2 separate regions of the Homo sapiens genome follow, and region 2 is linked to region 1. A link is a loop called in an ENCODE intact Hi-C map of the cell type or tissue named here. Cell type or tissue: PC-3. All regions are shown on one strand.

Region 1 (8,000 bases):
TGGTCTTTTTACATAATCCCCTAGTTCTTAGAAGTTTTGTTCATTCCTTTTCATTCTTTTTTCTCTAATCTTATCTGCCTGTCTTATTTCAGCAAGATAGTCTTCAAGCTCTGAGATTCTTTTCTCCGCTTGGTCTATTTGGCTATTGATACTTGTGGTTGTCTTATGAAGTTCTTGTATTGTGTTTTTCAGCTCTGTCAGGTTATTTATGTTTTCTCTAAATTGGTTATTCTGGTTATCATCTCCCATATTGTTTTATCATGAATCTTAGCTTCTTTGCATTGGATGAGAACATGCTCCTTTAGCTCAGTGAAGTTCATCATTACCCATCTTCTGAAGCCTACTTCTGTCAGTTTATGCATCTCAGCCTCATCCCAGTTCTGTGCCCTTGCTGGAGAGGCGTTGTGATCATTTGGAGGAGAAGAGGCACTCTGGCTTTTTGAGCTTTCAGCATTTTTGTATTAACTCTCATCTTTGTGAGCTTATCTACCTTTGATCTTTGAGGCTGGTGACCTTTGGATGGGGTTTTTTTGGGGTCTTTTTTGTTGATGTTGTTGTTGTTGCTTTCTGTTTGTTTTTAACAGTCAAGCCCTTCTTCAATAGGGCTGCTGCAATTTGCTGGGGGTCCACTCCAGACCCTATTCACCTGGGTCCCTCCTGCACCTGGAGGTGTCACCAGTGGAGGCTGCAGAACAGTAAAGATGGTAGCCTGCTTCTTCCTCTGGGAGCTCCATCCCAGAGGAGCACCAGCCTGATGCCAGTGGGAATGCTCCTGTATAAGGTGTCTAGTGACCCCTGTTGGCTGGGGGTCTCACCCAGTTAGGAAGCATAGGATCGGGGACCTGCTTAATGAAGCAGTCTGGCTGCCCCTTGTTGGAGTGGGTGTGCTGTGCTGAGAATTTCCTGGACTCTTCAGAGCCAGCAGGCAGGAAACACTAAGACTGCTGAATGAACCACAGAGACCATGGCTGCTCCTTCCATCAGGGGCTCCATCTCAGGGAGGTCAGAGTTCTGTCCTCTGTCCATAACCCCCTGGCTGGAGTTGCTGAAATTCCTGCAGGGAAACCCTTCCCAGTGAGGAGGGACGGATCTGGGTCCCACCTAAAGAGTCAATCTGACCACAATCTGCCACAGCTGCTGTGCTGCCCTGTGGGGAATTCCTTCCATTCCAAACCATCCAGACTCCCTGGCCCTGGTAGGACAGACTGGAGCCACGGTGACAGCAGCTCCTCTCACCCCGGGAACTCAGTCATCTTAGGCAGTTTCCAAACTGCTGCTGCAGGCCACAACCCAAACAGCTGCTGAGTATCTGCACAACTCTGTGCTTGGGACCCAAGGCCCTGGTGGCATGGGCTCACAAGGGGATCTCCTGATCCGCAGGTTGCATAGATCCATGGAAAATGCATGATTTCCTGGTTGGGGTAGCACAATCACTCACTGTCTCCTTTGGCTGGGGATGAGAGCTCCCCTTGCCCTGTGCTAATCTGCTCTCGGGTGGGCCATTTTTCCACCCTGCTTTTCCTTGCTCTTTGTAGGTCGTGCTAACCACCTAGTTAGTCCCAATGAGAGAACCTGCATACCTCCGTTGAAGGTGCAGACTTCACTTACCATTTTTGTTCTTGGTGGGAGCCTCTGACTGCAGCTGCTTCTAATCAGCTATCTTAGCCCCTCCCCAATCCTGCTTTTTTATTACTGATTCAATGGAAGCCTGCTAGAAGTCTGCTGGAAGCCAAATGGAATTTGGTTGGTCTTTGTCCCTGGTTCCCGGGAGATAACTGCTAACCTCTTGGAATTTCCCAAGTGATATAAGAGTGACTTTATTAATGGTGGGCCCTGATAGTTTACCAAGCTGACTTACTTTGACTCCTGCTAACGAATGACTCAGGATGGGGATGCTGGCCATGGCTGAAAGATCAACCATGAGATTAGAAAGTTGAGGCTTTGAGCCATTGTGATATCAGTCTGACATCTGGAGGGTGGTGCCAGAAATTGAGTTCAACCACATAGGTGTTGATTCCATCAAAGATCCTATGTAATTAAATCCCAATAAAACTCTGGACGTCAAAGCTTGGGTGAGCCTCTCTAGTTGGCAGTTCTCTGTGTACTGTCCTACATGATGTGCCAGGAGGATAATCTACCCTAATTCCATGGGGAAAGGATAATAGAAGCCTCATGTTTGGAACCCTCCCAGATCTTGCCCTCTGCATGTCTCCCTTTGGCCGGTTCTAATTTGTATCTTTTTGCTTTAATAAAACTTTAAAAATAAATATAGTGCTTTTGTGAGTTCTGCAAATTGTGCTAATAAGTTATCTAACCTGACAGGATAGTGGAAACCCTAAAATTTGTAACCCGTTGGTCAGAAGTGAGGGTGGGCTGGGGACCTCTGCACTTGCAGCTGGCGCCTGAAGTGAGGGCAGCCTTGTAAAGGACTGTACCCTTAACTGTGAAGTTTGGCCCAACTCTGGGTAGTTAGTGTCATAAGTCATTGAAATGTCCATTCCTATTTCTGCCTAAGCCTATTAATAAAGTGTTATCTAAATATACCTCTCTCAGTGTAGACACTAAATAGCTAAAGCCACAATGATGCTGTGAATGGGAGTTAATAAAGAGGGACTAGATTAACATCAGAATCCGCATCATACAATATGGAGTCATCAGTGCATAGGTGTTGTTTAAAGCAGTTAGACTGCATTAAGCCTTGGAGATACGAAAGAGTTTCTTTCTTGGATTTCTGAAGTAGAAGCATTGGATAGTGCCTTCTCCCACGTGAGAGGGAGATCTGGGCTCATCTAATCTCATAAGCCACATGGGCAATGAGTTCAACAGTGGAGAAGTGATGAAGAAGGAATAGGCATTCAAGAAGATGACTTTAGTCCCTTTGCTTATCCACCCAAATCTTCAATTTGACCCAATTTCATCTTTAGAATCCATTTATATTTAAACCACAATGGAACTTGTGTTTGAAGAGCTATGAATTCAAGAGTAAGGAATATGTTCAAACATTTCAGTGCCCTTTAGAGGTTAAGTAAGAGGTTAAAGATAGAGCAGGAGGCATGGCCTGGCCACTTCAAGGGTCTTCCCCAATAGATAGGGGAGGTTTCTGGTTTTTGGTTGTTGCAAGTCATGTTTCTAAGATAGAGTAGTAGGATAATGCAGTAAGAGATGGGTAGAAGCCTCATGCTGTCTTCATTCTATCCAAGTTTAACTCTTGCCCCTAAGGCCAGAATCTACATCAGGCTGTGAAAGTTTCTCAGTTTGACTGTCTCTCTTCTACCATTGTTATGGACCGAATTGTGTCCCCTTCCCCCAAATTCATGTGTTGAAGCCCTAGCCCCCAATGTGATGGCTCTTTGGGTATTTTGAGATGGGACTTTTAGGGGTAATTAGGCTTAGGTGAAGTCATGAAGGTGAGGCCTTCATGAGAAATCAGTGCTCTTATAAGAGACACCAGAGCTGTCTCTCTGCCATGTGAGATCACAGCGAGAAGGTGGCCATCTGCAGGCCAGGAAGAGGGCCCTGGAACCAAATCAGCTGACATCTTGATCTGAAACTTCATAGCCCCCAGAACTGTGAGAATAAATTTCTGTTGTTTAAATCACCCAGGCCATGGTATTTTGCTTTAGCAGCCCAAGCAGAGTAAGATAATATTTAATGTTAATTATGCTCAGAATCTGGTGACTATGTTATTAATATTCTATTTTACCATGTTTTTGTTTGTGAACTCCCTCCAGTCTTCATTGATATGTTTATGGACAATTGGGGCAAAATCAGGCATTGCTGTCTTCCTACTATTTAAACCAAGAAGTTCAGCCTTGGTGCGTTTGGCTTAACTTCCTTTATCTTTTCAAGAAATTTTCAAGGAATTGTAAGAACTACCCTCTCTTTTCCACTTCCACCTTTCTCTCTTTCTTTGAATAACACCCAAATAAAAATGATGATGTTATTACAATGGTATCTTGTTAGGACACTAACTGAATCCTGACCTACACCAATCCTCCCCTCATTTAGAGATTCTCTGAGGTCTTGGAGGTGGGGGCACAGATAAAAACAGACAGATTGTGACGATGAAGTAAGACAAAGCAAAGCAAAGAGATGGTTATTTCTTAGTTATAAGGTTAGCTCCTAAGCCTAATGCAGAACTCTAAAAAGTTTCAGTGGATCTTGTGAAGAACTCCCTTTTGCTGTGCTAGTATGTGTCTAACTAGTCAACAGTGTAAACTGTCTATTTTTGTTTCACAAACAAAAACCCACATGCAGATCATACCCTCTTTTCCACTCTGTTTGCTAAGAATAAGGGAACCCAAAAGAGGCCACACCCACATTATAACGATTGTTAACTTGGCAATGTGGTAACATTTAATACCAAATAGCCAATACAATCCTAAACTTAAACCTAAATAATACTTCTCCATAGGGACTGGAAAGAAAGGAGATGGGGAGAAGGAGCCTTGAGCTCCCCCTAGAGGTCAGCAATTACAGTCCCATAAATTAGGTTTGATATTATAAACTGACTTTTGCTTTCTTATATAATTAAATTTTCCTTCACCAATCGTCCTGCCAAAGTCTGTTCAGAACTTTAGGGAGCATTAAAGTAATTAGATAAAAAGGAAGCATAAGTAAAGCACACAGCCTAAAAAAGGCACAAAGACACATGCTGTAATTGTACACACATTCTTTTTGACCCTTGTTACAAGCAGCCTGGTAGGGGCATGAGCGTTGAGGTTTTTGCCTATCTCAATTAGCCACTTCAGTTAGAAATGACCACACAGGTTACTTGAAAAAGAGAAAGACTAGTTTTACCCCCTTTCCCCAGCAACTTCTCAGACCACTAATTCAGAATCTCTAAGGGTGGGACTCAGTGTTTTTAAAAAAACTTCTAAGGTGTCTTTAATGTGCAGCCAAGTTTGAGAACCAGTGCACTGTGGGCAAAGATTTGTTCTTCAAACCTAGCTTCTTCCTTCTGAGCCCCATGTCTTTTCTCTTTTTATAATTTATGATTCCATTTTCTATGATTCCATTTTGTTGCAGGCAGTTCCTCTTTGATCTCTTTTATATTTTAATTTTGTCAATCTTATTTTCTTCACCACTTTCAGTCTCTGTTCAAAAGATGCTTCTAATTTGCAATTATTAACAATAAGCCTAAGATAGTCTAGGTTTACCCCCATCACCCTTGATCTGGTGATTCCTACTCTTCCAGGAGCCTGGACCTTGTTTATGAGAAATAGGTATTAAAAAATTATAGAAGGTCATTTTTTAGACTGAACTTTTACTAAGTCCCAACAGGTGAGAACAAGCCAAAATGGAGTCACTTTGCTAAACGCCACATAGTGAAACTGAAACTTTAAGGGAGCAGACAGAACCCAAAACAGACCATTTTATCCTGAAAACAGGAGATTCCAGTCTACTGGAGTCAGTTGAATAAGGAAGTCCCTTCTGCTTTAACTCTTAGAAAAAAAAAGTGAACTGAAGCAGCCTGATATTAATAATCAGCCATTTTTTTCCCTACTATTTTGTTTCCTTGTTCCCACCTTACAAAACCCACTGTATGCCATTGCCTAGTGGGAACTCATATTCTATTTTATAGAATGGAGGCTGACCTGATTAATGAATTGTGAATAAAAACAAGTTAGATTTATAACTAAATTTGTTGTAACTTAGTCTTTGACAAAGGTAAAGATCTCTATCAGGCACAAAGGCCTCAACTAAAGAGTTTGAGTCTTAAGACTTTTCCTGAATTCATCACACTTTGACTGATGGCTACCTTTGCATTGTATTAATTTGTTCAAATTGCTCCCCTTAGAACTCGATTTTTAAATAGAACATCAAAGAGTTTAAGATCTTATACACAAATTCATCCAACCATAACCCTAAATTCAATAGTAGACCTAATGCCTCCATCTCTCCACTTCTGTAACTGTCCTGGAATGTCTTTCAGAAAGCTGGGAAGATAGACTGCTGGCTGCATATTGACTTCTTATCTACTGCATACACGTCCTACAACTAATATTTAGACATGACTAAAGAGAGACAGGGTAACTTTGAAATTTCTAATAGAAAAAAACTCATCTCACTTTAATTTATATGCTTGGTTCAATTTTAGCAGGAAAACCCCACAACGTCAGAGGAGCTTATCCAGCTACCTTCACAGCATTATGTAGTATTCTCTGTCCACAATCCCCATACCAGAGTAGGGCAGAAACTAGACGTTCATATGTCTTGGCTTTATCCCTCTAACCCATAGCTCAGTTCTCTCTTTGTTACCAGGCAAGAATCAAATGAGAAAACAGTTGCCAGGTCCTGATGTTTTTGCCTCAATTTGTCTGTGTTATTAAGGTTGAATTGCAAGGCCTATGTCTTCTTCATTACTCCCCTTCTCCAACTCCCAACTTTACTTTTTTGAATACTCACACTCTTACCAAGTATCTAGGAGAACCCTTTGCCAGCACGGCATGGGGCAGAGTCACTGGTCTACTATGGATCCTGTTCCTCTAGCTTCTGCCGGCTTTCTTCTTTGCCATATGCCTTTTGTATTCTATTCTAAGTTCGTTCACTTATGTTTGAGGATTCTTACTTTTGACCTCCCTCCCAGATAAATGGGGATACTAGAGCTGAGCTCTTGTGGTTGGAATGGTTATGACTAATATACAAGTATAGGGCTTGAAGAAAAAAAAGCCTGATAGCTGAAAACTGCAGAAGAGTTGCCTATGAGAGAAGGTCTAAAATATCAAGTCCAGATAAACAGGGGAAAAGCAAGACATTGACCAAAATTGAAGGGTCAGCCAAAAATTCTGGTAAGACAGAGTGAATGGATTTAAGAGAAAAAACCTGAAAATATTCCTAAATGCAAGGAAGTACAGGGGATGGGAATCTTTTATAGTTTGACCATGGCTGAGCCCATGGAAGGGAGGCATGTAAGATTTCAAGGAAGTTCTGAAACTTATCCTGCTAGAAGGAAGCTTGTAATCATTTCATCTGCAAACTCTTAAATACATCGTAAGTATAATTTTCACCAGAAATTTCTATGGAAGTTTTCTATTACCAGGGTGTTCTGTGAAAAGTCTGCTGCAGTTCCTTGTTCATTTGGGGAAATTTCTCTTGCTCTCACTCCTGATCAGTGCTCCCCCTGATGTCTGAGTTGCTGCTTTCTATCAGCCTTCAGCATGGGTTCTTCACAGTTATGAACCACACATCCTACTTTGGTGGGAACAGTTGTTCCCTAATTGTAGTCCAAGCCAACCTGCAGTAAATATAGACATTGAGAAATTTCCTATGCAAGGCAAGTAAACGTTCTTCCAACCTAGATTCAGGGCAGAAGTGCAGTGAGTATGTAACCATTTAATATCTAGTATTGCACAGATAATTATCTCAAAGGAAGAGAAAAATGGTGGAAAGGCTCCTTAAGGAATTCCCTATATTTAATTTCAGCAAATAATTATGTATTTTAATAATTTCAACAATCAGAGCTTCACATCTCTGATTAGATTTGTATGAAGATTATATGAAGCTATATCAAGAGATCCAAAATTAAGCTGTTAAGCGTTCTTCCAACATAATTATTGAAAATTGGACTTACCTTGTAAGATAGACTTTCTGGAAGACTTTATTTTTTCCCTCCCTCCTTTCTTTTCTATTTTTCTTTCTATCATGAGAGTTGAGGACTGGAACTATTATAAAAAGTGGAAGAATCAGTATTTTGACAGTATTATCTATTAACATAAAACATTTGATCTAGTTAGCCAACTAAAACCATCTATTAACATAAAACATTTGATCTAGTTAGCCAACTAAAACCATCTATTAACATAAAACATTTGATCTAGTTAGCCAACTAAAACCTGCCTAAAATTCAAGCCACACAATAACAGGGCATTTACCTTATTTTCCAATCATAATTCTCTGTCTTCTAGAAAGGACTTCAACAAAGGACACGTTCCTGTGTTTCTTTCCAGGGAAAATAGGTTGCCATATAGGGTAGGCACAAATCCTTATAATGGCAATTG
Region 2 (8,000 bases), 150 kb before region 1:
GGACTTACACCCGTGCACTCAGAGCCTAGATCAGGAAGCATGGAGAGCTGCGGGAGCTCCTCAGGGCTTACTGCCAGCCACCACTTCCCCTTCATCCTCCTGCCAGCGTAACCACTGCCTGCACTTCTCACACTGTAGATTAGATTTGCATGTGGGAGTCATATTTTTATGCCAGAAAAGAATACTTGATTTTTAAGAAAAAATCACTAAAAGCAAATGTCCTTCAGGGAATACACAATAGTTCAGTTATAAATTCTGTAGTCTTGGGCTTTACCTTAAAAAGTTTGATGACTTTCAATTTAATTTTTTCTTCTTATTTTGAAATAATTTCAATCCTAAAGAAAACTGGCAAGAATAGTATAATGACTTTTTTTTCTGAACTGTTGGAGAGGAAATTATTGCATGATGCCGTATCACTTTAATATTTGAATGTATCATTCCTGGACCCAAGGACATTCTTCTATATAAAAATAATACAACTATCTAAGTTATAAAAGTATTAATAACATTAATACATTACTAACATTGAATCTGCAGACACCATTCCAGTTTCCCCAGCTGTCCCAATAAATGTGATTATCGCAGAAGTTCAGGATCAAGCACTGCATTTGGTTGTTGTGCCTCTTTGACCCTCTCAGAGTAGGGGAGTTCCTCAGTCTTTCCTTGATTCCATGACCTTCACATTTTAGTAGATTACAGTTATTCTGTGGAATGCTCCTTCATTTGAGTTTGTCTCATATTTCCTCAGAATTAGATTTAGGTAATGCTTTTCATTTTTGGTAGGAATAGCAGAGAAGTGATGCTGTGTATGGTCTTCTCATTGCATCCTACAGGTGGTGCACAATTTCAGTTTGTCTTATTAATGGTGATGTTCACTTTGATCACTTAATTAAGAGGTGTCTGCCAGTCCTCTTCACTGTAAAATTATTATTTTTTAAAAAAATTTGTAAATATTTTACGGAAGGTACTTTGAGACTATTTAAATATCCCATTCTGGCCAGGTGCAGTGGCTCATCCGTGTAATCCCAACTCTTTGTGAGGCCAAGGAGGGTGGATCACTTTAGGCCAGAAGTTTGAGACCAGCCTGGGAAACATGGTGAAACCCCCCGTCTCTACTAAAAATACAAAATTTAGCCAGGCATGGTGGCGCATGCCTGTAGTCCCAGCTACTCGGTAGGCTAAGGTGGGAGAATCACCTGGGCCTGGGAAGTTGAGGCTGCAGTGATCGAGCCACTGCACTCCAGCCTGAGTGACAGGAGTGAGACCCTGTCTCAAAAGAAAAAAAAAACAACTCCATTCTGCATGAAATGTTCATCCATTAGTTTTAGCATCCATTGATATTTCTTGTCTGAAACCATACTATTATGATGGTTGCCAAGCAGTGATTTTTTAAATTTAATTATCCATTCTGCATTTAATTAGTTGGCATTCTACTATAAGAAAAAACTTACTTTCTTCCTTATTAATCAATCAATTATTTATATTAGTATGGACCCATGGAAGCTTATTTTATCTATTGGGTTCTAATCTGTTTTCATCAAATTGTTCCCAATTTGGCCAGTGTTCCTATCATTCTTTGTATATTTTCTTGCCTGTTCCTATCATTCTTTGTACATGTCCTTGCCTTCTGGAACAACAAGATATTCCAAACTCATCTTGTAATTTTCCTGCCATTTCTCCTGAGGGGCCTGGCTCTTTTTCATGGAAAATGGTATTTAGAAGTTGTCTTAGTCTGTTTGGGTTGCTATAACAAATATCATAGACTGGTTAGCTTATAAACAACAGAAGTGTATTTTCCACAGATCTGGAGGCTGGTAAGTTCAAGATGAGGGTGCCAGCATGGTTGGGGTCTGATGAGGGTTTGCCTGTGAGATGCAGATTGCCAACTTTCTGGCTGTGTAAGGGGCAAGGCAGTTCTCTGAGCCTCTTCTATAAGGGCATGAGTCCCATACCTGGACCTCTGCCCTGATGACCTTATCACCTCCCAAAGTCCCCACCTCCTAATACCATCACTCTGGGGATTAGGATTTAAATATATGAATTTTGTAGGGGATAAAAACTGTCAAACCATAGCAGAAATCAAAATATGGATGATAGCTGTGTTCATTGCTATTGGGATGTCTCTGCTCCCAGGCTCTCAATGTATAGAGCTAGGACACACACACACACACACACACACACCCATTTACATCTAGTTTTATATCTGTATATTACAGGAAAGCATGAATTCATGCTGATAGTGATGATTTTAATCTACAGCAGCACAGATTCATTCTAGTTTTCACTTTCCAGATTTGTAACTTTTTTTTTTTTTTTTTTTTTTTTGAGGCAGAGTCTTGCTCTGTCACCCAGGCTGGAGTGCAGTGGCATGATCTCAGCTCATTGCAACCTCCACTTCCTGGGCTCAAGTGATTATTCTACCTCAGCCTCCTGAGTAGCTGGGATTACAGGTGTGTGCGACCACACCCGACAAATTTTTATACTTTTTATGGAGACGGGGTTTCGTCATATCGCCTAGGGTGGTCTCAAGTGATTTGCCCACCTTGGCCTCCCAAAGTGCTGGGATTATAGGTGTGAGCCACCGCGCCTGGCCAGATTTGTAACTTCTTTTTCTGACTGTGAGAAGCTGGTTACCTTGATCTACCCTCAGGTTCTGACACTCCACACGGACTGTGCTAATATCCTCCTCATCCTTCTTGGGCCCCAACACCCCAGCCAGGCTGTTTGGTCTGCTTTTCTCCCCTCCCGCACCACCTGCCTCCCCAGTGGCCACTGCCTTTGCTCCCTGCACAGCCATCAGCCTTACTCCACTCAGGTGCCAGCAGTCTGCACCGAGTGAGGCAGTCACCCTTCTCATCCTGCTGCTGCTGTAATATCCTGCCTTGCCATTGCTACTGTCTCCCCATCCCCCCAACTAGATTCCCCTCCTCGCCCTGCTCAGAACCCAGTACCACCCAACAGGCCGCTGTCACTGTTCACTTTCACTTTCACCCCACGGCCACAGGCTCTCCATTCGGAAGCTCTCCGTAATTACCTCTCAGGATTCCCACACCTGGGAATTCTCTCCAGGTCCCAGCTACTTTGATCAGCTCCTTTGAGTAACATTTGGACCGATTCATTCAGGACAGGAGGCAGGAAGACAGAGACTGTCGCAGGGCAATCGCCCCACTGGGCACAACAGACACAGAGCCCAGGGCCCAGGGTAATTTTAGGGTCCACGACAATGTTTTCATATTAATTGCTTTTAAATTCTGAAGAAATAGTGAGTATAATAATTAAGAACATAGCAATGAATCCGGCCTGAATTATATTTATCTTTAAGACAATGTAAAATAAAAATTTTAATTTTTTTAATGGAAGAAGGGGTCCATGAAGGCAAAAGTGCCTAGGACTCATGGAAGTTATAATGCAACCCTGTAATGTCTTCGTTAGCTATGTAGGCCAAATTCCCTGTAGAGTTCCTGGAACATAGTAGGTATTTAATAATTTTTGTGAAATAAGTAAATAAATAAGTGGTCAAGCACTGGGGCATATAGCTCTTGTTTTTCCTATGGCAGACAAGAATAGAGTACAGTAAATAATAATTAATGATGACCTGTTTACTCAAATGAGTGCTTTTTTTCCCCCTAGTAGTTCAGAGCTATCCATATATTTATTTGTTGATTCAAATATTTATTGAGTGCCTACTATATGCCAAAGCCCTGCTTCCTTTGAGTGTGTTTGTATGGTATTGCACAATGTCTACCTCAGTTTTGGGAAAGCAGGGTGTGTCTACAAGAATATAGCCTTGAACTAACTTGCCAGTGTGAAAACTGATCTGGGCCCACCCTCCTTACCAGATAACTCAAATGCACAGGGCCCACAGGTGAGAAGTGGGTCGAGATCAAACTCTAGATCCAATAACACACACCCACGTGCCATGCAGCCTTTTCTGTCCTGTTGAGATGAGCTAACTCCATATTTCGCAGTATGAGTCACAGTTGAAAATGCCTACAGCATCATAACTGGTTTAGTTACTAGTTCTGTCAATTGCTTTTTAAACAATAATAAAATCAAATCCAATGCTCATGCTGGAAATTTGGATTTATCAATGAGGTACAATGTGAGATGCATGAGATGTTTAGGGCCAGAATTGTTTACCATCTACTCTTTTTATGTAATCTTTGAAAACTTGACAACTTCATTGTGCCAATCTTATTTAATTTAAATGAGTTGTACATGATTCAGACAGTGAATAAACCTAAATTTACCTTGGTACTATGGAAAGGTACCTGGCAAACACATTAATAATGTGTGTATACTTGATTGTATAAGAAATGTTTCATATACTTAAAGTAACATCCCACTTTCAAGTGCCCTCAAATATCTTGGCACAGTGGTTTCCATGTGAGCCCTTAATAGATTCTGGCTCAGGGATTGGTAAACTGTGACCTGTGGGCCAATTCCAGCCTGCTGCCTGTTTATGTGGCCTGTGAACTAAGAATAGTTTTTATACTTTTAAGTGGTTGAAAAACAAAAGCCAAATATATTGTGATGTGTGAAGATTATATTACATTTGAGTTGCAGTGCCTGTAAATAAAATTTTACTGGACCCCAGCTACACCCATTTTGTGTGTTAGTGTGGCTGCTTTTGTCTTATGAAGGCAGAGTTGAGTAGTTGCAATGGAAACCATATGGCCCACAAAGTCGAACATATTTGCAGTCTAGCCCTTTACCTTGGGACTTGCCGTTGGCTGTTTAGGTACTTGGGATGCATCAGTGAGCAAAACAGACAGAAATCTCTGCCCACAGGAAACTTACATTTAATAGGGGAAGATAGACAATGAACATAAGTAAATTATATATAGCATGTTAGAATGTGATAAATGTGAGGCAAGAAAATAGAGCAGAGTAAAATGGATAGGGGTTTTGGGGAAAGAAGGAAGATGTTATAGTTTAAAAGAGGGCAGTCAGGGCTGGGCAGGGTGGCTCACACTTGTAATCCCAGCACTTAGGAAGGCCCAGGCAGGTGGACCACTTGAGGTCAGGAGTTTGAGACCAGCTTGGCCAACATGGTGAAACCCCATTTCTACTAAAAATACAAAAATTATCAGGGCATGGTGGTGCATGCCTGTAATCCTAGCTACTTGGGAGGCTGAGGCAGAAGAATTGCTTGAACCTGGGAGGTAGAGGTTGAAGTGAGCTGAGATCGTGCCACTGCACTCCAGCCTGGCGACAGAGCAAGTCTCCGTCTTAAAAAAAAAAAAAAAATGGCAGTCAGGGATGGCCTTATTGTAGAGGTGACATTTGAGCAAAGACTTGAAGTAGGTGAGGGCATGAGCCATGTGGGTGACTGGGAAAAGCATCCCAGGCAGATGAATAATTACAGTTCCTTATAGGGATGTTGTGTGGATTAACAAAATGATACATTTAACTAAGAATAGTACCTGGTACATGGTAAGTTCTAAAAAAATAGTTATTTGCCTTAGCACAGCTGGCTGTAGGTGCTACTTCCCTCTCTGCAGTAGGCTGCTGCTCTGAGTTACTCCCTGTGGGTAATTCCATGGGGGTCCTGATAACTTAGTTTTATGTGTCCCAGGATTAGCCATCATCCCTGGGGCTTAGCTCTCAGGGACAGAGTTGTCCCTAGAGAATCATGGTCCCAGGAGATATCATATCTGTGGTCTGCATAGTTATACAGATTCCAAGAGTTTGTCACTGCATGCAAGGCAAAGGGACTTGCCCCATTATCACACAATAAGTCAGCAATGGAGCGTCAATAGACATGGGGTCACGGTCTCTTGCTTCCATGTCTAGTGCTCTATGTTCCTGGACTGCATTCCACGCTCTGCAATGAGCCTATCCTTATATATCTTATTTCCTCCAATAGATTTTCAGGTCTCTTTGTGCCGGTATCATTTCTTACTCTTTTATATTTCCCCCTTCAGGCACTAAACAAACAAACACAAAATGAAAAAATGAAAACTCTCTTTTTTTTTTTTTTGAGACACAGTCTTGCTCTGTCGCCCAGGCTGGAGTGCAGTGGTGTGATCTCAGCTCATTGCAACCTCTGCCTCCCGGGTTCAAGTGATTCTCTTGCCTCAGCCTCCCAAGTAGCTGGGATTACAGGCACCCGCCACCACACCCAGCTAATTTTTGTATTTTTAGTAGAGATGGGGTTTCACCATCTTGGCCAGGCTTGTCTTGAACTCCTGACCTCGTGATCCACCTGCCTTGGCCTCCCAAAGTGCTGGGATTACAGGCGTGAGCCACCGCGCCCAGCTGAAAACGCTTGAAAGACTACTCAGTTGAAAGACTACTCAGGGTTTTGTTTGATGATACCATTTCAAATCTCAATTGTTACGTATGTAGATCTGTCAGAAAATGTCAGTGTGGAATTGATTGTCCTCTGTTCCCTGCACTTACATAAAGCATGGGGAGGTAAATTATCCTACAAATTAGGGAGCTTCTAGAAAAGACCCAGACACTTACATTGGCGAACTCCTTTATGTTGCAAAGCTCCTGGAGCATAAAAATGCATCTATGTGTTTGGGCCTTGATGGTCTCTGCTGGCTAGCAGTAGCATCAGGCTGCTAGATAACAGATGGCATTTCTAGGGTGAAAAAATGGCCAGATGATGCCAGACAAGCACTCAGGTATCCTTTGGCCTAGTCTGGAGTGTTACTCAAAGTGTGGTCCATGGACCAGCAGCCTCAGTTATCACCTGAAAACTTGTTAGCAATGCAAATTCTTGGGCCAGGTGTGGTGGCTCATGCCTGTAATCCTGGCACTTTGGGAGGCTGAGGCTGGAGGGTCACTTGAGCACAGGAGTTTGAGATTAGCCTGGGCAACATAGGGAGATACCATCTCTACAAAAAATAAAAAATTAGCTGGGTATCGTGGTGAGCACCTGTGGTCCCAGCTACTCAGGCAGCTGAGGTTGGAGGATCACTTGAGCCTGGGAGGTTGAGGCTGTGGTGAGCCGTGATTGTGCCACTGCACTCCAGCCTGGATGCAGAGTGAGACCCTGTCTCAAAAAGAAAAAAAAAAAATGCAAATTCTCAGGCCTCACCTCAGACTCCCTGAATCAGAAACTCTGGGTATGAGGCTCAGGAGCCTACAAGCCCTCCAGGGGATTGTTTGAAAGCCACTGGCTACTTTTCTGTCCTTACAGATTTCTGGCCCAAACTCACCCTTCTCTGCCATGTGCCTAAGCTATATGATGGGGTCATCAAGGAGCTTCATTTGCTGAACATGGTGATGACCTTGAAGCAGGATTGATGAGAAATAGTGCTCTGGGGAAAGGTGAGATTTGTACCCCTTTTCCAGTTGGCTTAATACGTTCCATCTGACTGATGAAGGTGGGATACATGTCAGTGCAGAGCATGGCCCAGGGCATATTACAAAATTAGGTCAGGTGTGGAAATAAAGGGAACTTCAAAATCTGAAATTATTACCTCTGGTTGGGTTTTGGTTGTGGCAGGATGTATACACAAGCTGGGCTGTGACAGCAACAGTATGGAGTCCCAGAAGCTCTACTGTGGTTTGTGAAGGCTGAGATTTGAAAAATCCTCTTGCAAGGCACAGAAGGCCAATTAATAGTAGGTGAAGTGGCTTCTCCAAGGTCCTATGGCAAATCAGCCTATGGTAAGTACAGGTATTATTATTTCTGCCTCTCAGGATTGCAGATGTGTTGTACCTTTGGCTGAGGTGTGGGAAGAATAACTTAGGAATGCATCTTTGACCTAGGGTAAAAGAATAGACATTTATTTGCCCACAACCTGCTCCCAATAGAAAGTTTCTGAGCATAAAAAAAGAAGCTTAGGATTTGAGGCCAATGGTTAAAAATATCATTGTAAAGAAGCCATGAATTTTGAAGACATATTAACAACACAAGTGCAAATGGAAAATACGAAACTGACAGAGAGCTCTAGCTGGCACAAACTTTACACTGGCCACATAACAAGGCAAAAATAAGGATGATCTAATGTCTGACAAACCATTGCCCATATAAGATAGGA

Evidence for each region. A loop is a pair of places that touch in the nucleus more often than their neighbours do. Peaks named below come from ENCODE experiments on the same cell type or tissue, not always from the same donor. Only the 100,000 strongest peaks of a DNase experiment are listed, where the experiment ranks them.
Region 2: it touches region 1 in a loop (6-fold over the local background); 29 of 110 quality-filtered maps call a loop at or near these places.

The regions. Positions count from the first base shown.
Region 1 is chr1:173,251,856-173,259,855 of GRCh38, reverse strand. The region is part of intron 2 of LOC100506023 (a long non-coding RNA gene); the gene reads left to right. It also overlaps a transcript of TNFSF4 not described here. Among named protein-coding and RNA genes, the nearest start is that of TNFSF4, 49 kb to the right of the region's middle. In PC-3, CTCF peaks have their summits at 3,331, 3,535 (motif pointing left) and 4,468 (motif pointing left); a DNase peak (open chromatin) is centred at 4,445.
Region 2 is chr1:173,401,885-173,409,884 of GRCh38, reverse strand. All of the region lies in intron 2 of LOC100506023 (a long non-coding RNA gene), which reads left to right. It also overlaps a transcript of TNFSF4 not described here. Among named protein-coding and RNA genes, the nearest start is that of PRDX6-AS1, 55 kb to the left of the region's middle. In PC-3, CTCF peaks have their summits at 568 and 769; DNase peaks (open chromatin) are centred at 74 and 3,904; H3K27ac peaks cover 1,871 bases.